Linked DNA regions of Homo sapiens: region 2 is linked to region 1. The links are chromatin loops, found by intact Hi-C in ENCODE. Cell type or tissue: endothelial cell of umbilical vein. All regions are shown on one strand. Links, peaks and the distances in the headings refer to the core of each region. The heading gives the core; the rest is flanking DNA. Region 1 has its middle 120 kb from the start of EVA1A-AS. Region 2 overlaps TACR1 (tachykinin receptor 1).

The links. Peaks named below come from ENCODE experiments on the same cell type or tissue, not always from the same donor. Only the 100,000 strongest peaks of a DNase experiment are listed, where the experiment ranks them.
Region 2: it touches region 1 in a loop (14-fold over the local background); 7 of 110 quality-filtered maps call a loop at or near these places.

Annotation. Positions count from the first base shown.
Region 1 is chr2:75,395,612-75,411,198 of GRCh38, forward strand. No RefSeq gene overlaps it. Among named protein-coding and RNA genes, the nearest start is that of EVA1A-AS, 120 kb to the right of the region's middle. RefSeq lists an enhancer at 8,385-8,444. In endothelial cell of umbilical vein, for the core only: a CTCF peak has its summit at 8,533 (motif pointing left); a DNase peak (open chromatin) is centred at 8,530; H3K27me3 peaks cover 694 bases.
Region 2 is chr2:75,088,964-75,104,550 of GRCh38, forward strand. The region is part of intron 2 of TACR1 (tachykinin receptor 1); the gene reads right to left. MIR5000 (microRNA 5000) reads left to right here and starts at 1,849; the gene lies at 1,849-1,951. RefSeq lists a silencer at 3,582-3,786. In endothelial cell of umbilical vein, for the core only: a CTCF peak has its summit at 10,007 (motif pointing right); no DNase peak of the experiment used is centred there.

The DNA of each region.
Region 1 (15,587 bases), core at 6,372-11,371:
TGGGCCCAGATCAATAAATTCAGCCTGATCCAACTCTATGTTCATTCCACCATTATTTTATACCCTTAATATCCATTCCCATGCCTGTTCTCCAGATTTCTCCTTAAATAAATTAGAACACTTAAGCAGTTCTTTTTGAGTGTAGCGCACCTCCTCATGAGTCACACTCTGAACCTCACCTCTGAGGGCCTGCTAGGACTTTAGTCTAGTTATAGGTCTAGAAGCAAACAAAGGTGTTGGGGATGGCCCCTGAGGAGAATCAACATTATCTTGCCTCGCAACTGCCTCAGGGGAGGGCAACACTGTTGCCTCAGGCAGCACAGCGTTTATCGCCTTAGACAAAGGTGGAAAGGCTGATAGCAGCATGGGTCGGGGAGCGGATGTTGCCACAATTGGGGATGGGGAAGCTGTTTCTTCTGGCAAAAAAGGTTCATCAGAGTTTACAAGCTCAGTGCCCCCAGCTTCTTCAAGGTCCTCCCACACATCCCTATTCCCAGTTGCAGGGTCCCATTCCTTTCCAATCAATGCCCTCACTTTAACGGTTGATACCTGGGCAAGGCTGTGCATGCAACTTTCATTGTAGGTCAGCGGTCAGCCACTCATGTGATAAGAGCTTGTGTCTGATTTTCCACAATTTCTGCTTTCTATACAGGAGATAAGACTCTTGCTCAGGGCCACCTTAGCAGATTTGAGGCTCAGTATCTGCTTCTGAAACTGGGAGTTACAATCCCTGTGTTCATCATTTTCTTTCATCATTTTGTCTAGTGAACTTAGGAATAACCAGCCAACTTCATTATGTTCCTTGGTTCTCTACATAGAGTCAAAAGTATTATGTATAGAGTCATTAAACTCCTTGCCTGTCACCAGCTGTGAATCAGGAGTGTCAAATGCATTTATTTTGCATAACTCTAAACACAGTTTATTTTGCATAAACTCTAAACTCTGTGTTTATGCGTAGTATGTAGTATGTGTAGTATGTCCTCCATACTATTAGAAGTAGAGTCCTTAGCATTTTTGGGTCTAATCTTATTAAGCAGCCAACTCCAGAAACCCCCAAACCAACGAAAGAACTCCATCCTTAATATTCTGTTCCTCTAGAACCACTCCTGGTACCAAAACCTGTATTAGTCAGGGTTCTCTAGAGGAACAAAACTAACGGATATATATGGGAGTTTATTAAGATGTATTAACTCACATGATCACAAGGTCCCACAACAGGCCATCAGCAAGCCGAGGAGCAAGCAAGCCATTCCACAGTCCCAAACCTGAAGAACTTGAAGTCCGATGTTCAAGGGGAGGAAGCATCCAGTATGGGAGAAAGATGTAGGCTGGGAGGCTAAGCCAGTCTAGTCTTTTCATGTTCTTTTGCCTGCTTTTTATTCTGGCTGTGCTGGCAGCTAATTAGATTGTGCCCACCCAGATTAAGGGTGAGTCTGTCTTTCCCAGTCACCTGACTCAAATATTCATCTCCTTTGGCAACACCCTCACAGACACACTCAGGAACAATACTTTGCACCCTTCAGTCAAATCAAGTTGACACTCAGTATTAACCATCACACCTCCCCTAAATCATTCTATGAATCCAGTATCACCCTAATAGCAAAGCCAGGAAAGAACATAACAAAAAAAGAAAACTACAGACCAATATTCCTGATGAACATAGATGCAAAAACCTTGAGCAAGATACTAGCTAACTGAATCCATAGCACATCAAAAAGAATATGTCATGATCAAGTGGATTTTATACCAGGGATGCAGGGATGCTTTAACATACACAGGTCAATGAATATGATACAACACATAAACATAATTAAAAACAAAAACCATATGATCATCTCAATAGATGCAGAAATAGCATTTGATAAAATCCAGCATCGCTTTATAATAAAAGCCTTTAACAAAATAGGCATATAAGGGACATACCTCAAAGTAATAAAAGCCATATATGACAAACCCACCACCAACACCATACTGAATGGGGATAAGTTGAAAGCATTCCCTCGAGAACTGGAAAAAGATGAGGATGCCCACTTTCACCACTTCCATTCAACATAGTACTGGAAGTCCTGGCCAGAGCAATCAGACAAGAGAAAGAAATAAAGGGCATTCAAATCGGTAAAGAAGAAGTCAAACTGTCACTGTTTGCTGATGATATGATCGTATATCTAGAAAAACCTAAATGCTGATGATATGATCGTATATCTAGAAAACCCTAAAGACTCATCCAAGAAGCTCCCAGATCCAATAAATGAATTCAGTAAAGTCTCAGGATACAAAATCAATGTACACAAATCAGTAGCACTGCTATACAACAACAATGGCTAAGCTGAGCATCAAATTATAACTCAATTCCTTTACAACAGCTGCAAAAAAATAAAATACTTAGAAGAAGTCTACTTAACCAAGGAGGTGAAAGATCTATACAAGGAACACTACAAAACACTGCTGAAAGAAATCATAGATGACACAAACAAATGGAAACACATGCCATGTTCATGGATGGATAGAATCAATATTGCGACAACTGCATACTGCCCAAAGGAATCTGCAGGTTCCATGCAATTCAAAATACCATCATCATTCTTCACAGAATTATGAAAAAAAATCCTAAAATTCATATGGAACAAAAAAAGTCCACATAGCCACAGCAATATTAAGCAAAAAACAAAACAACAACAAAACACATTTGGAGGCATCACATTACCCCACTTCAAATTACACTACAAGGCAATAGTTACCAAAAAAGCGTGGTACTGGTATACAAATAGGCACATAGACCAATGGAACAGAATAGAGAACCCAGAAATAAAGCCAAATACTCGCAGTCAACTGATCTTTCACAAAGCATACAAAAACATAAATTAGAGAAAGAACACACTATTCAATAAATGGTGCCGGGAAAAGTGGCAAGCCACATGTAGAAGAGAAACTGGATCCTCATTTCTCACCTTATACAAAAATAAACTCAAGATGGATCAAAGACTTAAACCTAAGACCTGAAAACATAAAAATTCTAGAAGATAACATCAGAAAAATTCTTCTAAACATTGGTTTAGGTAAAGAATTCATGACTTAGAACGCAAAGGCAAATGCAACTGATACGGTTTGGCTGTGTCCCCACCCAAATTTCATCTTGAATTGTAGCTCCCACAATTCCTAGGTGGGAGGAACCTGATGGGAGGTGATTGGATTATGGGGGTGGGTCTTTCCCCTGCTGTTCTAATGATAGTGAATAAGTCTCATGAGATCTGATGGGTTTATAAAGAGGAGCTCCTTTGCACAAGTTCTCTCTCACCTGCTGCCATATAAGAAGTCCTGTTGTTCTTCATCTTTTGCCATGACTGTGAGGCCTCACCAGGTATGTGGAACTGTGAGTCCATTAAACCTTTTTTTCTTTATAAATTACCCAGTCTTAGATATGTCTTTATTAGCAGTGTGAGAACAGACTAATATACAACAAAACAAAAATAAATTAATGGGACCTAATTAAACCAAAAAGCTTCTGCATGGCAAAAGAAATAATCAGCAGAGTAAACAGACCACCCACAGGGTGGGAGAAAATATTTGCAAACTGTGCATCCAACAAAAGACTTACATACAGAATCTACAAGGAACTCAAACAAATCAGCAAGAAAAAAAACAAATAATCCCATCAAAAAGTGGGCAAAGGATATAAATAGACAATTCTCAAAAGAAGATATACAAACGGCCAACGAACATATGAAAAAATGCTCAACATCATTAATTATCAGGGAAACGCAAATTAAAATCACAGTGAGATACCACCTTACTCCTGCAAGAATGGCCATAATTCAAAAGTCAAAAATTAATAGATGTTGGTGTGGATGTGGTGAAAAGGGAATGCTTCTACCCTGCTGGTGGGAATGTAAACTAGTACAACCACTGTGGAAAAACAGTATGGAAATTCCTTAAAGAACTAAAAGTAGAACTACCATTGGATGCAGCAATCCTACTGCTGGATGTCTAACCAAAGGAAAATAAGTAATTAAATGAAAAAGACAGATGCACATGCATATTTATAGCAGCACAATTTGCAATTGCGAAGATATGGAACCAACCTCAGTGCCCATCAACAAACAAGTGAAAGAAGAAAATGTGGCATATATACCCCATGGAATACTACTCAGCCATAAAAAAGAATAAAATAATGTCTTTTATAGCAACTTGGATGAAGCTGGAGTCTATTATTCTAGGTGAAGTAACTCAGGAATGGAAAACCAAATATCCTGTGTTCTCACTTGTAAGTTATAAGTGGTAGCTAAGCTATGGGGGTGCAAAGTTATAAGATTGATATAATGGACTTCGGGGACTCAGCAGGGAAGTTTGGAGAAGGTGAGGAATAAAAGACTACATATGGGGTACAGTGTACCCTGCTCAGGTGATGAGTGCTCCAAAATCTCAGAAAGCACCACTAAAGAATTTATCTATGTATCCAAAAACCACCTATATCCCCAAAACTACTGAAATAAAAATTAAGTAGAAATTTGTGGTGTTTCTATACACTAAAAGTGAATTATCTGAAAAAAAATAAAGAAAATGATCACACTTACAGTAGTATCAAAAAAGTAAAATGCTTGGAAATAAATTTAACCAAGGAGGTGAAATATCTGTATGCTGAAATCTGTAAGGCATTGATGAAATAAATTGAAGAAGACACAAATAAATGGAAAGATGTCCTATGTTTATGGAGTCGAAGAATTACTATTCTTAAAATGTCCATACTACCCAAAGTGATCTACAGATTCAATATAATTCCCATCAGCAAGTTGGAAACTCCACTTCATACTGGTATAGCCAAGGACACAGTACTCCTTCAGCTCCCTGTGGGAGGGCTGTTATCCTAAGGAGCAGAATGTCAGCTTTTTTCCACCCTGTCTTGTGCTCCTTACGCTATAATGCTGGAAGTTGATCTCCTAATCTTTCATTTTATGTCTTTCATTCTGTGGCCTGTGTTTTCTATGTGCATTCCTTCTGGAAATTTTTAGTATATTCTGTTCTTGATATTTCAGAGATTATTTTAAATATATCTTCATATATTTTAACTCTTTCATTAAAAAAATAGATCCATTGTATTGATAAAATTATCATATTTCACTCCCTTACTACCCTTTCCTTTCCTCTGTTGCTTGGTCTTTGCTGATTATATCATATTATTATTCTTAGCTTATCCAGTGTTTATTTTTAATTCTAACTGTATTTAATGCACTAATTGGTTTATAAATATCTGTTTTTAAAAGCTAATTTAATGTCTATGCTTACATTACCTTGTAAATTATTTCCTTCTTAACCTTTGATATGGTCTGGCTGTGTCCCCCCCCATATCTCATCTTGAATTATAGCTCCCATAATTCCCATGTGTTGTGGGAGGGACCCGGTGGGAGATATTGAATAATGGGGGCAGTTTCCCCCATACTGTTCTCATGGTAGTGAATAAGCCTCAAGAGAGCAGATGGTTTTTTAAAACAAGAGGTTTCCCCTTTTGCTTGGCTCTCTCATTCTCTCTTGTCTGTAGTCATGTAAGACCTTCCACTATGATTGTGAGGCTTCCCCAGCCATGTGGAATTGTAAGTCCACTAAACCTCTTTTTTAAAATAAATTACCCAGTCTCAGGTATGTGTTTATCAACAGCGTGAAAATGGACTAATACAACCTTCCAAGTTCGTTTTATAATTTCTAAATTATTGTATTTCATAATATTTACAGTTACAACCATAACTTGTAGAGTTGTTTTAATCTCAGCCTTACAATTAAATCGACTTTATGCTCACTGTCAATCTGTTTGCTGGTTTCCTCATTCATCTATCTGTTGGCTAAAATTCATTTGGTCATTTCTTCAAGAAGCTTTTATGGGAACTGTATTTTCCTTTATATTAGAACTACAGTTTAATTGGATATAAAATTCTTGGGCAATACTTTTTTTTCAGCTAAACCTGAAGATTTCATAGACACTGGTGTCTTTTAACATTGAATGGTTCTTAGAGAAACCTGAAACCACACTGATTCTTTTTTCTCATTTAAGTTGATAGGTTTGAATGGATGCACAATAGCTTTTTCTTTTCATTATCTATGAGATCCCAAAATTTTGTAGGACATGTCTTAATATTAATTGTTCTGAAAATCTCTGTATACACTGTTTTGTCTACTCAATCTAAGACTTACCCTGTCAGGTCCTTTTACATCTTTGGGAAATTTTCTTGAATGATACCTTTCAAATTCTTTTTTGTTACATTTGTTTTGTTCTCTTTTGAAGAACATTAACTATGCATAGGTTTAATCTCATAAGACCTCCATTCTTATTTCCAATCTATTGCTATTATTTTTTCCTAATTCCTCTCCTTCTTTCTGTAATCTTTTTAAAATTAGCATGTAATAGTTTTACATGCTTATGGGGGTACAGTGTGATATTTTGATACATACATACAATGTATAATGACCAAATCAGGGTAATTAGTATATAAATCACCTTAAAATTTATCATTTCTTTGTATTGGGAACATTCAAAATCTGCTCTTCTAGCTATTTGAAAATATAGAATAAGTTATTATTAACCATAGCCGCCCTGCAGTGCTAAAGGACACTAGAAAGAATTCCTCCTACCTAGCTGTAATTTTACATCTGTTAACCAGCCTTTGGCTATCTCTTCCTCCCCACTACCCTTCTCAGTTTCTAGTTAACACTATTATATTCTCTACTTCCATGAGATCAACTTATTTCACTTCCACATATGAGTGGGAACATGTGGTATTTATCTTTCTTTGCCAGACTTATTTTATTTAATATAATGTCCTCCAGACTCACCCATATTGCCACAGGATTTCATTCTTTTTCGAGGCTGAATAGTAATACATTGCGTATATATGCCACATTTTCTTTATTCGTTAATCTGTTGATAAACACTTTGGTTTATTTCATACCTTGGCCATTTTGAAAAGTGTTGAAATAAACGTGGGGGTGCAGATATCCCCTTGACATACTGATTTCCTTCCCTTTGAACATACACCCAGTCGTGGGATTGCTGGATCCTATAGTAGTACCATTTTTAGATTTTTAGATCTTTGAGGTACCTCCATACTGCTTTCCATAATGGCTATACTAATTTCATTCCCACAAACAGCACACAGGTTCCCTTTCTTCCAGCATATCCTCTCCACATCCTCTCCAGCAGATTTTGAATGTTCTCATCCATAAATGGTTGAGGTGATAGGTATGCTAATTACCCTGATTCAATCATTACACATTGTATACATGTATCAAAATATCACACTATATCACATAAATATGTAAATGTACTGTGTCAATTTAAAAAATCATAAAAGCAAAAAAATAAGAAAAAATCAAGAAACCCATCTCATTTACAATAGTCACACAAAAAATATAAACTTAGGAATAAATATAAACATGGATGTCAAAGATCTGTACAATGAAAATTATAAATATAATAAAAAATTAAAATGGACACAAAAAAGTGGAACAACATTCATGTTTATGGATTGAATTAATATCGTGAAAATTACCATAGTGCTCAAAGTTAACTACAGATTCAATAAAATCTCCATCAAAATACTAGTGACATTCTTCACAAAATAGAAAGAAAAATTCTAAAATTTGTATGAAACCACCAAAGATCTCGAATAACCAAAGCAATCCTGAGCGGGGGGAGGGGGTGGGGAAAGAACAAACCCGGAGAAATTACACTACCTGACCTCAAAATATCTACAAACCTATAGTAACCAAAGCAGCATTGTACTGGCACAAAGATAGACACATAGGCCAATGAGACAGAATAGAGAACCCAGAAATAATTCCACACACTTAGACCTAACTGATTTCTGACATTGGAGAAAGGAAAATTTCTTCTGTAATCTTTTAAACTTTGTTCATTTATATTTCATTTTGCTTTTTTTGTTTCTGATCCTGCTTTTTTGTCTCTTACTGAGTGTATTAGTTTCCTAGGGCTGCCACAACAAACTACCACAAACTGGGTGGCTTAAAACAACAGAAATTTATTGTCTTACCGTTCTGGAGGCTAGAAGTATAATTTTAACATGTAAGTAAGTTTGGTTCATTCTGAACTGTGTGAGGGAGAATGTGTTCTGTGCCTCTCTTCTAGCTTTTGGTGATTTGCTGATGCTCTTTGGCGTACCTTGGTTGTAGATGCGTCATCCCAACCTCTGCCTTCATGTTTGCATGGTATTCTCTTTGTATGCATGTCTATTCTCTTCATATGGCGTTCTCGTTTTAAGGATACTAGTTATATTGAGTTAGCGAACCACTGTACTCAAGTGTCACCCCATCTTTTTAAAAAAAATTTTTATTTTTTGAGACAGACTTTCCTGTTGTTGCCCAGGCTGGAGTGCAGTGGCATGATCTCGGCTCACTGCGACCTCCGCCTCCGTAGTCATACTTTACACTCCCACAGATAGACCCTACAACATCTACTCGTTGGTCTAAATTAGGTTATGTTGCTTCTTGCTTGCTGAGTGTGCTCCTGACTGTGGAGAATTCCTCCCTCTACTGGTTTATCCTGAGAATTGCAACAATTTCTCTGTATATCACGCCTATCAGGGTCCCAGGCAAAAATTCTTTTAACCCGGTGGAGTAAATTTCCCAAATTCCTCATGACTGTGTGAACACATGAAGATATAATAAAATGGGGTTCGTCACTCTATCTTATACATCACATTACCATACTGCAATGGTTCTGAAACTTTTATTCACGTACTAACATCTCTAAAATAAGACTACATCTTCTAATCAATGGAATCATACAATTGTTATCAGTATTGTGATATAGTTGTTATTATAAATCTAATACAAAATTAAAGTGGACACAAAAAAGTGGAACAACATTCACGTTTATGGATTGAAAGAATTAATATCGTGAAAATTACCATAGTGCTCAAAGTTAACTACAGATTCAATAAAATCTCTATCAAAATACTAGTGACATTCTTCACAAAATAGAAAGAACAATTCTAAAATTTGTGTGAAACCACCAAAGATCTCGAATAACCAAAGCTCCTGTGCATGCAGGAGCTTCCTCATAGCTGTTCATATTGTTACCACTTCAAAAGAATTATGCTCATTGTTGATGCTCTATGCATTAAATTTAATTGACATGTGCAATGTACCCAAATTGAATACACTGATTAATCACTGAAACAAAATGTTATTAAGTACACAGAAAGGTATGAAAATAGTGTCTCAGGGCATAAATTTTATATCAGTAATGCACATACTCATTGTTTTAAGGACAACTGCATTTCCATATTTTCTTACAAAGCAACAACCAAATGCTTTATAGGACCTAAGAAAGAATGGTATGCATGAGTAGGTGACTTTCTATTATGATGTTCTATTGTTAAGATCTATGCAAAACGATTGCCTATCACTGACTAAGCAGTACAACTGGAGGCAGAAGAAATTGCAAAATACTCCAGGATAGATTAAAGAATTTCGAGCCAGAGAGAGGCTATGTGACCCATTCAGGTTGGGTAGAAATATCATTAAGGCATCACATATCAATTTGTTAGAAGCTTCCTGTTGTCACATTTGATGGCAAAATTTTACTGTACTAGACAGCTAAAGAGCATCCATCCATCATAAATCTCCTTCTCTCTGTCTCTTTTTTTTCTCTCTCTCATTTGAGATGTAAGCTCTTTCTCTTTTTTTCCCCCAGTCTAAGGCATACTCTTTATTTTTCTTATCTGGGTCATGGCTCTTTCTCTTGAGCACACATATCTTATAAGCTCTAACTGCCGAACTATCTTTTCTTTCCTGAAAATCTCCCTCTGGGTTCAAATAGCTTTTCTTTGGCTATCTGCCCTTTCCTTAGTTTTCCACATGTTATTGTTAACATATGGTGTAATTATAGGTGATTAATACTAAAATGAGAAGTAATAAACTATAAACAAGCAGAAAAATATTAGAATTTCACTCACCCATTTCCACGTATTGCCAAGGATTTTGGCATCATCTGAAGGCAGAATAAAAACTAGAATGCTTATCTGCATGTAGATTTCCCTTTTGTATTTTCAAACTTTTTAAGTAAGTGTTCCAGAATATCCCTGTCAGTTGCCGTATCTCTTACTGTGTGCTTCTGGCTCTTATGAAGGCTTATATCACACTTCACCTCACGGAAAAGTTAACTATATTGGGGGATCTGCAGGAGGAGATAATCATCTTGGCCCCAGAAAAGCTGGAATGAGTCTCTGAGATTTTATGTCAATGTAAATCCAGGCCAAAATGAAATACTTTGAGATGAACTTAAAATCTTTCATTGACCTTTATGTGGAGGCTCTTATCTTTATCATAATACATTTTCTATATTAATATAATCTAGCTTTTTGGGGTCTTTTCTGACTTCTCTAGGATTCTAAAGGCATTCTACATACTACAGGAGAGTTCTGAGTGTTTTCAAGGTTACTAAAGTTTCCCACCGCTCACTAGAATTCTATTTTCTGAGTATTTTTTACCCATTTCCATCCATGCGAAGTTTCTCTTCTGAGCCTGGCATTATTTTCTTTTATTCCACTCAAGTCTTCACAAAACACATCTGCCTTTTGACTCTTGCTATCTGGGCTGTCAGCCGAAACCCACAATAGTGTGGAGCCTGTGAAAGATGGCTCAGCCTTTTGTGTTGTATGCATCCATTCAAAAGGACTCTATAGGCAGAGTTAAGCAGACATACAAAATCTCCCTGCTTCTCACCCATTAATTTCAGTCACTTTCATAGTACAGAGAAAACCCTTTCATATTTTAGAAGTTGAATTTGCATAAATGTGCATAACACTGATGTTGCTGCCCTTTCCCTTCAACTATTTTCTGTTCCAGTAATTCATCACCACCTGCCCTTGCATCCTGAAGATTTATGTTTTGAAAATCACATGAGAGTAGTTATATGGCTCATTATTCTCAGGGAAACATGCTTTCAGTGTATGATGGCTCTTTGCTCCTTATCTCTGGGCGCAGAAAAATCTTGCCTATTTGTAGGGCTCTGTGCCATGCTCCGTCTCCTTCTGCACATCGTTGTCTATTTTTCTTTCTTTTATTAAATTAATAAACAAAAATTTATAACCACATTTAAATGCACATAAGAGAGAGCTCTCTGTAGATGAACATTCTACATATGTGTAACAAAAAAGAAATAGAAAGTAAATGAGAATGTTTCTGAAGTTTATTTTCCCATGAAGCATAGACTAGGTAAAAAATTTATGTCTTACTGAACTTTCTAAAATTACCTAAACTTCTTATTTATCAAAGCACACTATCTCAGCTACTGAATTGCATCCCAAAATAAACTAATGACATGAAATTGTTAAGTCTTCCCGACCCTAATGGAAGGTGCCAGTTGACAAGACATATTGTGATGACTATAGCACCAATAAAATAAGTTCAACAAAATACAGCTAACTATAAAAACACGTGAGAGGTTTAATTTTTTAAGTTTTAAAATATTTGTTATTCTCAATATATACATCTATAGCATAGCAAAGAGACAAAATAGGATAAAATGAGAAAAAATATCAACCCAGTAAAACACTCAGCAAAATAACTATACTAAAAACAAACAACGCACAATGGGAATTGGGGCTGTCATATCCCATAAAGTAGTTCCAAGGCTCAATAAATGTCAAAGTGAAAAATCTGTCATTGAGGAGATTAGACGAGAGCAGGAAGAGGTAGATTGGTCTCATAGAAAGAAATAGAAACACTTTTTAAAGAACTAAGGACTAAAACCTTACACCAGAGCAACAATAAATTTACTCCAATGGCATAAATGGGTTTTTACAAGGTAAGGTATGACTCATAGCAAAAATGTTGCTTTCATGATGGCATTTTTTAATAAAAAGAGAGAAAAAGAAAAAATAAATTAAGGATTTTCTCAATAGTTTGGCAATCATTGGCTCTCCATTCAATTTTGAGAGTAAAGTATTACAAAGCTGATTGGGTGTTTTCTGTGCATGAGAGAGGCTTGTTGATGTGTGAGTTTCAGAAAAGAGGGGTGGGGATTGGGCTGTTTCTTTGGAAGACACCCTAAATATTAATATGCTTAAGTCTTATTACACTAGTCAGTTTCATAGAGAGGAACCTTCCAATATCTTGCCTGTCATGGAGAGAGGCTATGGCAGCAGAGGTAGAAGCTTGGATTTCAGATTTCTGGGAGCCAAAAGGGGCCTCATCACTTAGTATTCTGACTTCGTTTAGCTCTTGTGTTTTTGGCATGGCACTCCAACTCTTAGCTAAACCTGAGACTTCGATTTCTGCAAAGAGTTATAACTTCTCTAGTTTTTTTATCCCAGTGTGGGAGGAATGGTCTTGTGAGTGTACTGTGAGGATGGGGGTGGCTGTTTGTTTTACTGACTTTTGGCAAATTCTTCTATTTCCAGTGCTGACTTGTACCCATAACTTTAGTCTTCTTCAATAAACTCCCCTTGATTTTTTTTTTTTTTTTTGCTTCCCTGTGTCATCCCTAAAAACCAATACTTCTTCCCCTCGCACTACCACCAATACCAGGTATTTGAGTTTCGGTTTTCTTTAATCTCTTCAGTAATTTAAGACTCATCTATTCTCAATTCATCTTCTAAATATTATAGACCTTTACAATCTACTGTGACTGACTTCGTTTCTTCTTTTTTAAAAACATTGAGTTGTACTTTTTCATTCCTTTGTTGTCAGTTTTATAGGAGTTGGGAAGGGAGTAGAAGTAAACATATTTAACAAGAAGTTCCTAACAGTTTAATAAGACACAGATGTATGTTTTATGAAGACATTTGCAAAGGGGGTTCTCATGATAAATGAGGTTCACATCTTAGGAAGTAGGTGACAGGTCTCACTCACAACAGTAACAGTGAATTTTATTCATAGGATGGTTCAACAAAGCTATGGTAATTCATAAGAACTCACAGATGAAACTCCATAACAACCTACAGTATGCGTAAGTTTGTGGGGTTGTCACTTGATGCTGAGACATACGAGGGGCATGACAGGTATGGACCTTGCCATAGGCTTGACGCTCCTTGTATACAAACTTTATGGAACTCTAATTTCACCTCTTTCCCCAACTATTCCCTCTTTGAGCTTTAGTTTGAGCTTTATAGAACCCTAATTGCACCTCTTTCCCCAACTGTACACCTCTTTCCCCTGATTGTGGCCTCTTTGAGCTTTAGTTCATTATTTGTAAAATAAAGATAATTTTACCTACTTCATGGTGTAGATATAAGGATTTAGTGAGATAATGCATGCAAAAATATTTAGCTCACTGGAGCTCAGTCAATGATAAAGTTAAATATCCAGAAGTTCCTGGATTAAAGTCAAGACCTGGAATACATCAGTTAGCTTGTTTCTGCTTCTATATCACATTTTTTTGGGACAGTTTATTCCATCTGTAAGCAGCTCTGATGACTGGAAATCTCATCTTTATGTCAAGCTTATTTTATTATCTCATTCATCCTTTAAATGGCTAAGGTCAGCAGTGGACAGGATGGAGCCCAGCCCTGCCATTATGGAACATACAGTCAATGTTATGACTTTTTATTTTTCTCCTGAATCTTTCTATCTGATCATTTTCCTCTTGTCTTAAGAATATGTTTTAGAATTTTCTTTAGCATGGGTCTGCTAATAGTGAAATCTATTTTTATTTGCCTGGAAATGTTCCAAATTGTCTTGATTTTTTAAGAATTTTTTGAGAATAAGAATATTATAAGAATATTTTTACTGCCTGGATTGGCAGTTCTTTTCTTCCGGCAAGTTGAAAATATCACATAACTGTTTTATGTCCTCGTTGCTGTTGTTGAAAAGTCAATTGTTAGTCTAAACCTTGCTCTTTTGGGAAACTCTGTCCTTTTTTCTCTGACTACTTTTGAGGTGTTCGCTTTACCTTTAGGTTTTCTTTAACTCCACTATGTTCAGTTGCAAATTTCTTTTTATTTATTTTTCTAGCACCAGAGGCACATCTCTGGTCTCAGGCACCAGGCTGCCACATACAGACACAGACTCCAGGCCTGGCTGACTCCAGCCTGATTCCAGGCTGGTCCCTGCAGCTGCATCCTCCATATTGGCCCTTATTGCCTCATGTTCCAGCAGACCCAGGGTCCAGATCCATACCTGAAGACCCAGAACACAGACCTATCTTCATTTGCTCAGGCTCCAGATCTTCCCCAGTCCCAAGCTAGCGCCTATGGACTCAGGCTCTAGGCCCATCCCAGTGGACTCAGGCTCCAGGCCTGTCCCAGTGAACACAGCTATCAGGCCCATCCTAGTACCAGGCTGGCCACTGCAGACTTAGACTCAAGGCCCACCCCAGCACCTGGTAAGCCCCTGTGAACTTAGGTGCCAGGCATCCACCTGCTGACCAAACCTCCCCAAAGACTCCAGCAGCAAGCCTCCCCACAGACCACACCAGATAGCCTGCCCCTGCCCAAAATCTCTACATGGGCTGACTGAGGAAAGCTTTCCCAGACAAAACCAATCTGCAAATATTAGAATAAGTCTCTACTTTTTCAAATGTGCAGATATCAGTGTAAGGCAATAAGAAACATGAAAAATCAATGAGATATAACATCACCAAAAGAACACTATAATTTCCAATAGCTGACCCCAAGAAAATGGAGATACAAAAAGTGCCTGATAAGGAATTTAAAATAAGAGAGAAACAATTTAATTAAGTCAGGAAAACAATAAATGACCAAAATTATAAATGTAACAGAGAGATTGAAATTATTTTTAAAAAACAACAAACAAATTATGGAGCTGAAAAACACAATAAATAAAAATTTTTTAAATGTAACAGAGAGCATTAACAACAGAATTGATAAAGCAGAAGAAAAAAATCTGTGAAGTTAAAGACAGGTTATTTGAAAATATACAATCCGAGAAAAAAATAAAAAAGAATGAAAGGGAATGAAGAAATCTTACGGGATTTGTGGGATAGCATCAAAACGGCAAATGTTTGAGATATAGGAGTTTAAGAAGGAGAAGAAAGGGACAAAGAGATAGAAAGTTTACTTAAAGAAATAATAGCAGAAAACTTTCCAAATTGGGGCAAATGTAAATATCCAAGAAGAGGAAAGTCAAAAGCCTCAAATGAAATCCAATCCAAACAGGACTATCCTAAGACATATAACCAAACTGAAAATTCAAAGACAAAGATAGGCTCCTGAAAGCAACAAGAGAATATAAGCAAATCACATGTAAGCAGAGCTTTAATAAGGCTGATAGCAGACTTCAGCAGAAATTTGACAGGCAAGGAAAAAGTAGCTTCACACAGTCAAAGTGCTAAAGGAAAAATATTGCAGACTGAGAATATTGTACCCAACAAATCTGTCCTTCAGGAATGAAGGAGAAATGACTAAGAAGAGCTGAAAGAGTTCATCATCACCAGAAGTCTTATAAGAAATCTTAAAGGGACTCCTCTAAGCTGAAAGAAAGAGGCACCAATTAATAACATGAAAACATATGAAAGTATAAAACTCACTGTCAAAAGTAAGTACATAATCAAATTTAGAAAACTCTAATACTGAAATTATGGTGTGTAAGTCACTTATTTCTTTAGTAGAAAGCTTAAA
Region 2 (15,587 bases), core at 6,935-11,934, 310 kb before region 1:
GTTTCCCACAGAGAGCATCAAGCTCTCTTGGGATGCATGTAGGCACTTTTCCATCTGATTATAGTGGTTTCTAGTTTTAACGCACCCTAACTGAATCACACAGGTTCAATTAACTTCACCATATGTGCTGCCCTTTGGCCTAGAACACAGGGCTGCAAGGCAGGTACAGAGCTCTAAATTAGTCCACTGGTAGAGAATTCTTCATCTCCTGGAGATCATAGCTGTCATGACCTTATATAGTAGGTACAGAATGACTTGCCTTTTGCATAAATGAGAACTTTCTTTCATTGGTAAAATCTTCTAGCTCTCCCTTCAAAGATATACCAAGAAGAATAGCACTTCTCACCACCTCCACTGGCAGCCCCTGCCCTCACCTCCTCCAGGACTCTGCTCAAACTTGATCTGATAAATGTGTGGACCTAATGTCTTTCTCTTAACTTTTCATTGGACTCCTCCTGGGTTTTACTCTGAAAACAGAAAGACAAACCATTGAGATTACGTTAAACATGAGCGGGTTAAGAGCACCCTTTCGGGAGTCATCACTCTTGCTTGAAAGTATCTGATGACTTAAAAGAGACCTTAGAGACTAAGGCAATGGTTTCAAACTTTAAAAAAATAAGTGGAGCCCTTTCATTAAGTGAAATCATATGTAGAAGACTTTACTTCTGCATGTTTTAGAGAAATGAGATGTTTGGCCATGTGGACACATTGCTGAGTCACATGGTGCGCTGGTGGCAGAGGCTGTCAGTACCTTAGGTGAGAGGTGAGGAAAGTGAGGCTGAGAGAGTTTAAATTCTTAATGTAGACACTGGGAGCAGTGAAGGGGAATCTGGGCTTGAAGGTCTTGGCTTTGTCACCACTACCACCCCATGTCCTCTCAACCCAGCCAAACCATAGTACATTACAAAGGTTTTACAAATCTCAAACAAACAAATTTCTGGAAAGCACCACCTAGACTAAAATAAATGCACCAGCAGCTCATTACCATCTTAATCTTCATCAAAATCATCATCATCACCATTCAACTAATTGCCTGTATTTCATTGTTTTGCCAATAAGAAGAGTGTTAGGACTTACCACATACATTTGCTAAAACAAATATACTCCCCACCTCCTTCAAGTCTGCTCAAAGGTCACTTCTCAATGACATGACCATCTTGCTGGGGTGTGCAGTTCCCTGCTGTGCCCTCCCCTGAATGTCCATCCTCCTATCCTGTTCTGCTTTTTCTTTTCTTTCCATAGCACTTTTCACTTTCTAACATATGATATAATTTACTTTGTAAACCAAAAATAAAATTCTAAGGCCCCCCAACCATCTAAACAGACTTCCTCCTCAGCCAGGGCTCTTAAAATTTAATCTGAAAGACTGGTTCAGGCCATGAAGGGAAGTGGGGTCGAACAGGCCTCATCATACCTGTATGGGGCATTAACATCAACACGGACTTTAAACATTTCACAGCCTGTTCTCTCTGAAGCCTGCTAGCTAAAAGCTTCACCTGCATGACAAAACTTTGGTCTCCACAACCTCTTATTGCACCAAACATTCCTTTCTATTGATCCCAAGTCTTTAGACAAACTCAACCAATTGTCAAGCAAAAAATGTTTAAATTTACCTATAGCCTGGAAACTGTAGGTAAGAAACTAAGTGCAAGTTTCTCACATAATGAGCAACAAATGTCAGCTAGTAGTTGTTATCCCATCCCCAATCACCACTCTTTTAATCTGTATGCTCTCTTACACCTTTTGAGAATTAGGACAAAAATTTCTCAAGGAAGAGTGGTGACCGTTCCCCATCAGACCCATAGTGTCACCAAGAATGTATCCCTTATGATCCCAAAGTCATCCTCTCTGAAGAGTAGAGTGTGTGGTCCCAGTTCAGAAGTGTTCCTGAGTAACTTGTGCTTATAACTCAGGACACTTCTGAACTTGGACCATACAGGTCTCCCTGCTTCTGTTATCTCTCAGACTGGTCTGTTCTTAGTCACACTGTGGAAACGGGGCCACCTAGCTAAGCTTCCAGCACTTCTCACCTTATCTGAAAAGGCAGCCACTCTCTGTCCATTAGCATTCTACTCTTCCTTCAAGTTCTAATCAAGATATAACCTTCATTCTTGGCTCGGTTTGCATCAATTCTACCTCCTTCTGATTGCTCATGGAGTAAATTTTTTATCTCACACATTATAGTGCTTCACAGAACTCCTTCCTGCAGTCCTCAATTTCTTATGGGCTCGTAGGTGCAAAAAAAAAAAAAAAAAAAAAAAAATCTCCCCTGAATTTCCGCTCCTAACTCTACCATAACTCATGGTGAACTCGGGAAATTACTCAACCATTCTGGATCTCCTTTACTCCATTTTATAGATAAGGAGTTGAATTGGGTGATGTTCAAGACCTCCTCAGATTTCACATTCTAGGAGATTACAGGCAGTTTAACAGCATGGTTCATGACCAATAATAACATGACATTTCTCATTCACAAGGGCCTGGTAGACCCTTCAACTTTGTCAGTTCCAATCTTTTCCATAATCCTATAAGGGAGGTACTATAATACCCATTTTAAAGATGAGAAAAACTAACGTTCATAACTGTTATAAAACCCAACTTGCTTAAGTGAGTCTGTTATTGCAACAGGGCTGGGATTCTACCCTGAGTCACAGCCTGTGTTCCTTTCTCCTTTCTGATCTGTCCTGTGTCTTCTACTTTTTCATATCACTCTTAGCCATGACTGACAGACCTAGGCACAACAAATGACCTGACGTGAACTCTAGAAGTGGGTTCCAAAACTTAAGAAGAGGGATTCACTCACATTCTCTTGGTTGGCTCTGTGACTTATCTGCTGTATGGGCAGTGCCGTGCACTCTTGGGGCTCCTTGATGCTGGAAGTTGGGCAAAAGGAAGCCCACATGGGGAAGAAGCAGTTCTTCCCCTCACTAATGTACGGCTGTGGACAGGTTATGTAAGTTCTGTAAGCCTCAGTTTACAAACAGTCTTCATCTATTAAATAAGGACAACGATATCTATCTCCAAAGATTGTGAGGAGAACTTTATATGAGGAAATGGGCATAACATCAGTGTGAGGTGTTTGTTTTTGTTTCAAACAAATCTGAATGCAGAACTCAGCATGCTATTTAGTTCTCTCAAAAGCACATACACACACTAGTGAGCAGCAGAGGGTGATGATCTTGTAGGGTGACGTAAGAGAGGGTTTATATCACATACACTGTAGCAAACAACTTAATATTCACATTCTGAGTTGCCTTTCCTCACACGGTGCTAAGCCTCACTGGTTCCTACCTCCCATCCCTCCCCCAATTTTAAAAACCTCCCTGCTTGATTATGCAGAATGCAACACCACCAGCTTTAATTTCCAAACTCATGACCCTTAATGCATTGTGGTGCTCAGAAAACCAAGTCCCTGCCAGTTAATAGGACTTACTCTCTTTGGGCAGTCTTTGGGGTTAAAAAAAAAGATTTTATTTCCTTGTACATTATCATCATCATTTTCATCAACAAAAACTTTACCTGGTAACTTAGAAGAATGATTCAGAGAGATGCTAGAAAATGGGAAATGGGGACATTGTAGCACAATTTTCAAGAGATTCATAGATGGATCAGGAAAATCTAGCACTGGATAAAGTAGCTCTGGAATGAGCCTCCTATGGTCAGAATAACTGAACCGACTGTGTCCAGCCACCAAAGCTCACCTGTCACTCTACACTGGTTGAGTGTAGACTGGAGACTCAGAGCCCCACTGGATTCTCACAGCTACTCCATCTGTGAAAGCTCCTGGGAGAGGGGTAAGGCGGCCTCCAAAGACCACTTGGAATTGCCTCACCCAGAAGATCAGAACCCTACTTTCTGGGCAGATACATGGGATCCTCTATAATCTGGTTCACTAGACCAATCTCACTGATCACCATTCAGTGAGAGTTGCAAAGATACGGAGAAATGGAATTAAAGCTATCAAAATAAGAAAATTCCTGATCAAAAGTTTTCAACTACTTATCTACAGGAAAAGTTATTTTATGTGTAGTAAACTAAATTCATTTACAATGTCTTTGTGAGTTATTAATCATCCGCCAGTGGGAGGCAGGCAACAGGAGAAACAGGCTGTGTATCTGAGAGTGGGACCCCTTAAGAGTGCAAAGGAGAAGGGGAGAGGAGAGAAGGTGACAATATGTTGCAGTTTCATTATTACAATTTACAACAGCCTACACATGTTTAATCCTGATTTTCTTCTCTTCACAAATCAGTTCTCCTGTATGACTTTCCACAGAGCAGAAAATGACTATACCTGAACACTAAAAATTTAAATTTTCCATCTTTGCATAGCATCTATGCAGCAAAAGTTTCACAGATCTCAGGAATTAGAGGCTGGGCAATGAAAGGAAGCAGAAGGCTTGTCAGTGACAGCTGTAAGCCTTGCTCTCTTAGCTAGATTTTCTCCATCAGTCAACTTGGAGCAGAATGAGTGTGATCTACTGCTAATCTCCCCTGTGGAATTCTCAACAAACTCCAGGCTGCACAGGTTATAGACACTAATGAAACGTTATGGGTGAGCATTGAGGACAAAGGCTTTAACATCTGTGAAGTAGACAGGAGTCTGCAGCCCCTGAGCCCACCCATCTGCGTAGACTGCAGGAGCTCCCTGCCTTGTATTTGGTTGGGTGCTGTTTTAAGTCTTTGTGGGGTTACAACTAGCACATTCTGTTTGATTTGTAACACTTCAGCAACCAACCATATAGGCTGTTTGGCAGATAGTCATTTATAAATAAGAATAATATATATTATTCTTATTAAGCATAAGAATGCTGTTAGGCATTTTAAACGGAAAAGTTTCATGGCTATTCCATTGATAACTGGATTTACCTGTGGGGTAACAAGACAAAGCTGAGTGTTTTTGCCTTAGAATCCTGGGGTATTAGAATTGATCTCGTTTAAGAGGCTCTCTCTTTCTACATGTGAGGAAACAGGCCCACAGAGAAGCACAGATGTACTCAGGTCACACAGCATGTTAGAGGCAAAGCCAGGGCTAGAAGCTGAGTCTTTGAACTCTGAACAGTTTAGTGCTCTTACCTGACACCACGTTTTCGTAGTTTTGTTTAAGATACTCTGTCCCATGTGCAGATAGCACCACATGCAAATAGCTCTTGAAAACATATTTGTGAGTGGATGATGACAATGCTGTTGGTGCTGATTTAATTATAGGATGCCATGGGGAAAAAAGCTCTACAGTTTTCTAAATGGAAGGGATAAAGTTGAATAAACAAGAGAGTTAAAGCATTGTTCCAGGTCCAGATTAAATGTTCCATAAATACTCTTTGAATTAAAATAAAGAGAAGTAAGTAGGCTATGGAATTTCGTCGGGTAAAGTATTAAGAAAATAGAACCAAAGCTTCATTTCCTTGATTTTTCCAGGCGCCATGAAATTGTTTATCACTAGGAGGGGTATTCACTGTAGTCCAGGGACCACAGTGGTCTTTGAAGTCTCCCTGCATGGTAGCTGGCCTCTTAAGGCAAACAACATTTACAGAATGTCAAGTCTACATAGTTTGTGATTCTCAAACCCTTCTGTAGTGAGGGTTCTCCAAGACAGTGAGTTGTGGTGCTTGTGGTGATAATGGCAGTGGTTGCATTGGTGGTAGTGATGGTGGTAGTGGTGGAGATGGACATGATGGTGGTGGTGATGATGATGGTGGTGATAGAGGTGGAGGTGGTGGAGGTGAGGAAGTGGTGGAAATGGTGGTGGCAGCAGTGAAGGTGGTGGCAGTGGTAGTGATGAGAGATGTGCCATTTGCATTCAGCGTTCAAGGATGGGCAAGAATTTCAATATGCAGAGTTTGTGGGAATGGAAATTGCAAGCTGAGGAAGCAGAAACATATATATATATATATATATATTTTTTTTTTTTTTGCCCAAGATGGCAAAGAGAACAGCTAGAATATGACTGGAATCATTCAGATTAGCAATGATGAGGAATTCACTCACAGCAGTAGCCTTTAGGATAGAGAAGCTACAGTAAGTATGAGAGTCCTCTGAGGATCAACAGAACTTGACCACTGACTGGGAGTGAGGATGGAGTGAGAGTCATGCTCTGTGATCCTCTCCATGAGGGCAAGGGCGGGGAATTGTGTCCCTTGGTTCTTCCATAGGGTCTGTTCCTGTGTTTAGTACATGGTAAGCTTTCTGAAAATGTCTGGTATCTGTTTAACTGCTTTGAGTCACCCTGGCTGAGGAAGTGGACATGTGGCTGGATTTCACCCTTTTCTTGTTCCTTCACTCTCCCTGAGGGTGCACACTTGGGTGGTGGCACACCCGCACATGATTTTAATTTTCGTGGCTGTAACCCAGTTCATATTTTGGTCAGCCTTCAGGTAATCAGCCAGAGATGCTAGCATTGTATACTGCTCTCTTTCCACAGCCTCCATTAGAGGAGGGAATTCACTGGAGGGTAAGGAGTCTGGACAACCTCACAGAAGAGGTGATATTGATCTAAATCTTGGAGAAGGGTAGGGTTGGATCAGCATGGAGGGAGGGCGTTTCGAGAGGGAAGAAAGCAGGGGCTGAGGTTTAAGCACTGGCACGAATGGATCAGTTTTGCAAAAGTGGGCACTGTTGGATGGACTCATTCTGTCAAAGTAGGAAAGGCCTTAAATGCTTAGGTAAAGAAGCTGGGCTTACCCTCAGGACAGGGGCTTTTGGGTCAGGAGAATTAGCGCTCGCCTAATATCCAGGAGCTCTCCCTCATGACTGGTCTTCATTATAGTTAGTTGACTGACTCTGGCAAGTGGGTATGTGAGCAGAAGTGAGGCATCACTTCCAGTCAAGTCCCCTTAGGATGCTTCGTCCATCCCCCTGTCCCTTCTGTGTGCCCTTCTAGATGCTCCAGGTGGTACAGCTACAAGATGGCAGAGCCTCCATCACCTAAGTTCCTGACTAAGGAGAAAGATTCTCCTGGCCTGGGCGGGACTTACACTGTGAGTGAGAAATAAAGTTTTGTTGTGACAAGGATCTGGGGTTTTGGATTATTTTGTTAGAGCAACTATTTTGACAGCCTCTAAGGCTTAGGATCAAGGTGAGAAATAGTGGAGGCAGTGAGGGGCAACTTTGTACAAAAGGGGACATGTACAAAGTCAAGTCCTCTTCATCTGTGAAGCAATCAGATTCTGCAGTGCTCTTTTGGGCACTGGGGAGAGCAGTTGATTGTAAAACTCATGAAATCCCTCTCCTTTCCTCTGGATACCAGCCTTTGGCCTGTGCTGCTCTTTGAACATCTTGGAGTGGTTGGGTTAACAAGTTTGAAAAGAAGAGCTATACTGAAGTGGAAGCAGGGCCCCTCTGCTCTCCCTAAACATCAGCCAGTCCCAGTGGAGGCTCCTTAGAACTCCCCATGCAACTCAGAGTCCAGTTTGAAAATGCCCTGGTAGCATGAAAGGGTGCCAGATTTGGATTTGGAAGATCTGGATTTAAATCCTGGCATCACCAGTTGTGTGATGGATAAATTTAATTGTGTGTATTGGGGTAAATTTCTTGATCACTTTGTGTTGTATTCTTAATATAAGATTGGATATGATAATTGCACTTTGTATTGTACAGGGCTATTGTGCAAATAGAGAGCAGATGTGTAAACGACACTTTGGTACATATTTAGAGCTTTGCAAATATCTGGATTTTGTTTGTTATCATGAATGCATAGCTGTAAAACTGGTTCAGCTGGGGCCTTACTACACCCTCCCATGTTGTTTATGGTATACATTCCAGAACCTTCTCACTTCTTTCTGTCAGTGACCTTGCCTCCCACTTCACTGAGAATATTGAGAGCTTCCAACATAGGTATCTCAACTTCTCTCTTTACCTCTGCACATCCACTCATTCTTCTCTCTTGCTTCAGTGGAAGATGAGATCCTCCTCAGACCCAGGGCCAAACCCTCCATGTGGGCTCACACCCCATTCTATTACACCTCTTTCAGGACTTTGCTCCAACAGTCAACCCCTATCTCTCTTGTATCTTCCAGTACTTCCATCATTCAGTCAGATAATGTGTTCAAGTCTCTTGTATCCTGGAAAATGACATTACTATAGCATGTTGCCTCATAAAGTTAAGTATTATTTTTCTCTCCTCTTTACCACATGCACTTCTGAGAGACTAGCCCAAGTTCCCCATTTCCTTGTGCATTTGGTGGGAAGAATAGAAGTAGGTGCCTTCTGACCACAATTAAACAGTCAATTAATTTTTCATGGGAGTGATAAATGTGGTCAAATAAAGATAGCGAAGTGTTTTTTTTCAGTCTTTTGTTCTGAGTAGGTACACAGTACTTAAAAAATGTTCTACAATGAAGGAACTAGGTGAAATAACTTGCTAACATTTCTTTGATCCTTTCCCACTCTGGGTTTTCAGCAACACCATTTCTTCATTAGTTTTTTTTTTTTCCTACTGTAGGTGGTGAAACTATTTCTGTTCTGTAAAGTACATAAGTATTTGGAGACTTGACCTAAACTTTCTCTTACCTAATAAATGGCACATTCAGGATTAGAGACAACCTGGATCTTTTTAAATAGGTGGCAAAATCATGGGGCTCAACATGTTAAAAGTAATGACAGTGACAGATCATCACAGAAGAGTCATCACAGAAGACTGTGGGAGGCTAAGCCAGTCTCAGGCACCCTTCCTATTCTCAGTCTTGGGGTGAGCATCTGACCACTGTCCATGCCCAGGGTCACCCAAACTTGAGGCAACTATTATTTACTCTTTAAATCCAAGAGATATTTTGTTTTTTTCTCTTGCTCAGCTGAAATGTGAACAAGTGATTTCTCTCCTCCCTAGGGATCTGCATTAAGGTAAGGACAAATGGAGCATTTGGTCTCTCCAATCCTTACCTGTTCCTGGTGGTAGTACAAGGCCAGTGGTATGCTGGTAACACTTGGCTCTTTGAAAAGAAAAACATCCCCAGTTTGTAGCATTCTGTGGTGTCAATACTTGGGTTATAGCTAATTACAATTTCAAAATACAATGTGATGTCACTGAACATGGAGTTGGGAAGAGATGTGCACAGTTGGCTTTTGCCAGCTGGCTCTGGCACACTGCTGAATATGCCACACATTCTGTTAAAAAATAATACACATACCATAGAAAATCTGAAGATCGTAGAAATGCAGGGCAGATGCAGAGAGAAAAAAAGTACTAGGAGACAGATTCATTCTCCAAAAAGACTTAATAATTTGATATATTCCATTCTCAAGAAAGAAAGACAATTCTATGCATAGATTGCTTTTAGTGCTTAGTTTTTACATCATTGTCATTACCATACTGCAGTTCTGTTTCCTTTTTTTACCCAAACATAACATGAGCATTTTCTCATGTTATCACAAATTTGTCCTAGATGTTTTCATTTTAGAATATAGAATATTCTAATGCATAATCAAACCAGACCATATCATGGCACATTGGGTTTGTTTCTAGTTTTTCATAGAAAATTATCTTTTTTACCTTAAAATTCATCCTCAAATATCCCAGAAATATTTCTTGGAGATGCCTGAGGGAGCAGTTGTCTGATGAGAAAGATGAAGAGAGACCTCTGAGAATAGCTGCCTCAATATTGGCCAATCCTTGAGGACCACAAAGCCTTGAAGTGAGCGACTCTCATCTGTTAAGAGACTTCCAGGCTTCAGTCCCTGAAACCCACATCCCTACCAGCCTTGCTCACCACCACATCCAGCTTGCTCTAGGAGTGGATTCTCATCCCCCAACTTCTGGGTTGGTCCCATTAGCTAACCCAGTCTCTCCCACTTTCCTCTCAAACTCTCCTGCTCTGCCTTTGGGTTCCTGCTTTGTGGCAGGCAATCTCCTGTCAATACTTGAAATTTTAGGAATGTTCTTTTTAATTCCAGCCTTAATAGAACTCTGGCTGCTTCCTGAGAATATGTGTTCTTTGTAGTTCTTGCAAATTAAGGCTTTTTTTTTTTTTCTTTTCTTGCTCTCACATTTATTCCCCTCAGAACCAGCAGGTGGAGTGAGGGTTCTCCTGCTCCTCCGTGCCACTTCCAGACCACTTCCCCTTGTGTCCTGTCAGATGCCACCCCTCTGAGGAGCACATATCCTGCCACATCTTCTTTTTCACTTGCTGCTGTCACTCTCCAGCCTCCTGGTCACTCTTCCCTGATCACTGAGGACCTCAGCTCTGGCTCGGAGCCTCCCTCACTATCCCAGCCTCTGTCTCACCCCAGTGACTTCATCCTCCTTGAGGAGGACCACCCAGCACTCTGGCATCTCAGTGCTGAGACTCCTCATCTCCAGTGAGCTCCTTCTCTCTTTTGCATCAGTTATCTGCATCCTGGCCACACCTGGGATATGCATGACTTTTTAAAACATCCTGTCCATAAATACCATGTCCATCCTCCCAAGTCACTTGCCTGAGTACCTCTGCTGTTACAATTCTCTCTGTGGAAACTCACATTCACTGAACCTGACATTTTCTTCCTATTCCTCAGACTCTTCATGTTTTCTTTCCTTCCTTGTCCATCAATCTAATCACTCCTATACAAGTCACCTCCAATTCCCTTACTCTTTCCTCCTTCTATGATACTCATCTGATAAAAATCTCAGGCTGAGATGAATCCAGCCACCCACATTCTTGCCCACAGCTGCCCCAGAGGCTGAACCCAGGGAGAGGTTTGCGCGGCCAGGTTGACTGATGTCACTGTAGATTCTCAGGCCCCTTTCCTTGCATTCTCAGACACCACACCTCTAGTTTCTCTCCTACCCTGCTGGCCACTGGCTCACAGCCCCTTTTATCAAGTCCTCCTTTTCTATCGACTTCCTCAGGGCTTTTTCTAGACCTTCTTCAGCCAGATCTCCCCAGGTGATTAATCTGTCCCCAAGGTTGTAAATCCATCTATGAGCTTATGACTCACGTTTTTATATCCATACCTCAGACCTCACAGAACACATATGTCCACTGGGATGCATTTCACAGGCGTTTCATGACCACTGTCTTCTTCCAGCATTTATTCCCCATTATTGTTAGAATAAAGCATAAACTCAGTGATCCTACAATACTCTTTATGATTTCCAGCCTGGGATCTCTTCCCTTATTCCCATTCTTCCTCACCTACCATGCCACCCACACCCCCACACACATCACACACTCCACATAGCCATGCTGAGTTTTTTCAGAGAGGCAGGATGATGTAGTAGCTAATGAGTGAGCTCCAAAGACAGACTCCCTCAGTTCAGATTCTGGTTTTGCCACATACTTGCTGGAGCACTTGGACAATTTGCCTACCACTTTGAGCTGCTGAGGGGATGAAATGAGATGATGCATGCAAAGTTCTTGGCAGAGTGCCTGGAACATCATAGGTGCATAATGAATGCTAGCAATTATTATTTTTAAATTTAGTTTCTTTGGCATAAATTATAACCTCTCTTTCAAATCTTTGTGCATGTGGTTGTCTCGATTTGGAATTCTTTTTTCCAACAAACTCTGCCTACTGATTTGCTTCCCTCATCCTCCAAATGCCATATGACTAACTCATATCTAACCTCCAGGACTCAGCTGATTACTATCTTGGTCTGTTGAGCATTTCATGACTCTGTGGTAATGAATGGCACTGTGGATTTATTGCAGCACTAACTACTGTATCCACATGCTTGCTTCCCTGCCCAAGTGTGCAGTAGACTCTAAGAGCTTTAAGGTGACGAGTGTGATAGGTCATTGTTTTATCTATAGCATAGTACGTACTATAAAGTAAGGGTTCATAAATATTTGCTAAGTGAATGAATAAAATGATAAATCACATTGCAGAGCCATAGCTCTCTCATTGTGAGAATAAGTCAAAAAATAATGTTCTTGGTAACTATAAGGAAATTTTGTGGTTCAGAAGAATGCAACCTTCAATTCACTGAATATTTTTGGTAACATAAATGTGTCCCCTGAAATAGATTACTATAAGAAAAAAATACTGTTGAAATAGCTAATTTATGTACTTAATAACATCTGTCTTCAAGAAACAAAAGGAGACTTCCATGAAATGAGTTCCAATGTCTATACCCAGACAACCATGATGAAAAATGTGGTTGCTGTATTAAAAAAAAAAAGAATGATGAATAACATGTTGGACACGGCAGAAAACTGAATTAGTCAGGCAGAGGACAAGTTGATTATTCACTGAGAATATTTTAGAAAAAGGAAAACAAGGTGAAAATAAAGATAAGAATATAATAGAAATAGAAGTGAGATTCTCAGCAATCCTAGCTTCTAATAAGAAGATATTCCGAAAGAGATAAAAATAATAGAGATGAAGCAAAAAATAAAAATGATGTAAGCATCTTTTTAATAAGTCCTCTCATTAATGATACTTCAAGACTTTCCATATTAGTAATACTAATAAATAAAGCATCTTAAAGGTAGATGAATGATCACTGTGTACCAGACACTGTGCTAAGGGTTTTATATACAATATTTTATCTAATCCTCACAATAACTCATGATGTAGGTAATATTATTATTCCTAATTTTCATATTGAGGAAACTGAGGCTCAGAGGAGTAAAAAGTAACTTGCCAAAGTCACATAGCTCATGAGTGGTAGCTCCACTGTAGATTACTTTGGGAGTGAGCTCTTGACTCACATTGGGCAAATCGTCATCATGATTCTGGAACTGCACCTGATAAATAAATGCTAGGTTCTCTTTGGCAATTGAAAATAAAGGCCGGGCACGGTGGCTCACACCTGTAATCCCAGCACTTTGGGAGGCCAAGGCAGGCAGATCATTTGGGGTCAGGAGTTCAAGACCAGCCTGACCTATATGGTGAAACTTCATCTCTACTGAAAATACAAAAATTAGCTGGCCATGGTAGCACATGCCTGTAGTTCCAACTACTCAGGAGGCTGAGCCACATTGCTTGAACCCTGGAGGTGGAGGTTGCAGTGAACCGAGATCGTGCCACTGCACTCCAGGCTGAGTGATGGAGTGAGACTCTGTCTCTCCAAAAATAAAAAATAAAAAAATAAAAAAATAAAAATAAAGACATGCCATATGGGTTGCTTGACTAGTGGCATGCTGGCATATGTGAGATAAGCAGAGGCTCAAAAAGCATTAGTGCCATGGGGTTTGTCCTCTTTTCCTGCTTTTGAACTCAGGCCACCATAAAGAAGCTTAAACTCGCCTGTTGGGTAATGAGAAACACATGGTTCAGTTACCTCTGTCATCCTGGTTGACAATCTTCCAAGTACAAGATAAGTGAATAAGGCTTCCTAGGTTATCCAGCAGCCACATGACCCATAGGTGACTGCAGACATATGAGACACTCCCACAGAATTCAGTTGAGCTGGCACAAACCAGAGCAGCCAGCAATCCACAAAATCATGACCTAAATGGACAGTTGTTACTTTAAACCACTAAGTTTCGGAATGATTTGTTACGCAGCAGGAACTAACTGATACACGATCTTACTTCTATTATTTGAAGCCAAAGGTTCTAACTGTAATAGAGTAAATTTTTTTTTTCAGATCTAAAATATATCTTGGTCTGAACATTGACAGTAAGTGTTAGGTTATGGGAAGACTTACTATTTAAATCCTGTTTGGATTTTCTAGATTAACATATAATCATACAAGTATCTTGGGGGGTACATATTAGGTTATCCACAAAAGAAGATATCACTTTGCCTTCAAACAACAAAGGAGCAATCTATGCTGAGCTTAAAAGAAAAAAAATTATTTATATATTTATAAATCGTGATATTCCCACAATTTATACCCAATCAAGCAGCCATTGGTAAGTATATGCCAAATAAAGGTATTATCAAATATGTAAGAAAGTACTATTTTCTGCAGAGAAACTACCAAAAGACATGATTCAGAATGATGGATGATGGATCAAAACTGAAAATTCAAAATAATGAGGCCATAGAACTAATAAACTGGTGATTATCAGTAAAATAAAAATATATAGAGATGACAGTAAATCATTGTTTGTGGACCATAATTATGAAATGGAATAGAAAACATTTTTAAGAGAGCAGATCTCTATTACTTGTTCCCAACTTATTTGGTCTTGGTATTTCTTTACACTAATAAAAATAATTGAGGACTCCCAAAGAACTTTTGTTCATGTGGGTCGTATCTATCAATACTTACTATATTAGAAACAAAAGCAGAGAACCATTTGACAGTGTTTGTTAAGTTGTTTAAAAATAACAATAATATACCTAGAGCCCAGGTGTTGGTTTCTAATATCATTCCCTAATAGAAGAAACCAGGGCTTCTTAGAGAAGTGGTTGATTGTAGAACTGGGGCAGGAAATATACAAGATGAGCCTGGAGCATCCTGTAGTAGCACAAAGTAAGAAAGTCCTCAAAACACACGACACAACACAAAAAGCACAAAACTAGAAACTAAAAACAAAACAAAACCCTCGAATCCCTGTAAGTATGGAATATGTCATAATGGGGTATGTCAAAGAGATACAGAAGCAACCTGAAAGTGGCCCCAATGGCCAAAACTGGAACAATTTGAGCAATAAAATAAATTGAGTAACTCAAAGAAATTATACCCTGAGACCAAAATAAATACCCATGAGTCCATACTAACATAAATAAATGATTGAATAAATAAATAAATAAATAAATATGTAAATGATGGAGAAGAGACAAATCTTCAGTGCATAAAAATTGCAAAGAATTTATGTAGCTACTCTGCAGTAAAGGAGTAGGAACATTCCTCTCCACTCCTTAAGGATAGCCTTCACACAGTAACTTCCTTCCAAAGACTAGAGTATGGGAAAGAGGGGAAAAATAATAATTTTAGTATTTGTGGAGAAATCTGACAAAGATGGTGGAGTAGGGGATACAAGCCTAAGTTGTTATCAGTTTCAAATAGACTGTTATAACTGTCAGATATTTTACATAAGCCTCATGGTAACCACAAAGCAGAAACATAAAGTAGATACATAAAAGATAAAGAGAAAGGAATCAAAGCATACTATTATAGAAAATAGTCAAATCACAAAGGAGGAGAGCAAGAGAGGAAGAAAGCAACAAAGAATCTACAAAACAACCAGAAAACAATTGACCAAATGGCAGTAGTATGTACCTATCCATAATTACCTTGAAAACAGAAAATAAGTGAATTAAATTCTCCAATCAAAGGACACAGAGTGCTTAATGGATTGAAAAATTAAGACTAAAGTATATTCTGCCTGTAAGAGACTCATTTTGGCTTTAAGGACACACAAAGACTGAAAGTGAAGGGGTAGAAAAAGATACGCCATCCAAACAAAAAATGAGCAGGTGTAGATATACTTGTATCAGACTTTAAGTCAAAACTGCAAAAAGAGGAAAATAATATAATTATATAATGATAAAGGGGTCAATTCATCAAGAGAATATAACAATTGTAAATATATATGCACCCAACTATATAAAACAAATATTAATTTAATGGGTCTTAAGGGAGAGATAGACAGCAACATAATAATAGTAGGGGACTTTAATAAGCCACTTCAACAATGGATAAATCATCTAGACAGAAAATTAGTAAGGAAACATAGGACTTGAAACATGCTTTAGACCAAATGTACCTGACAGACATA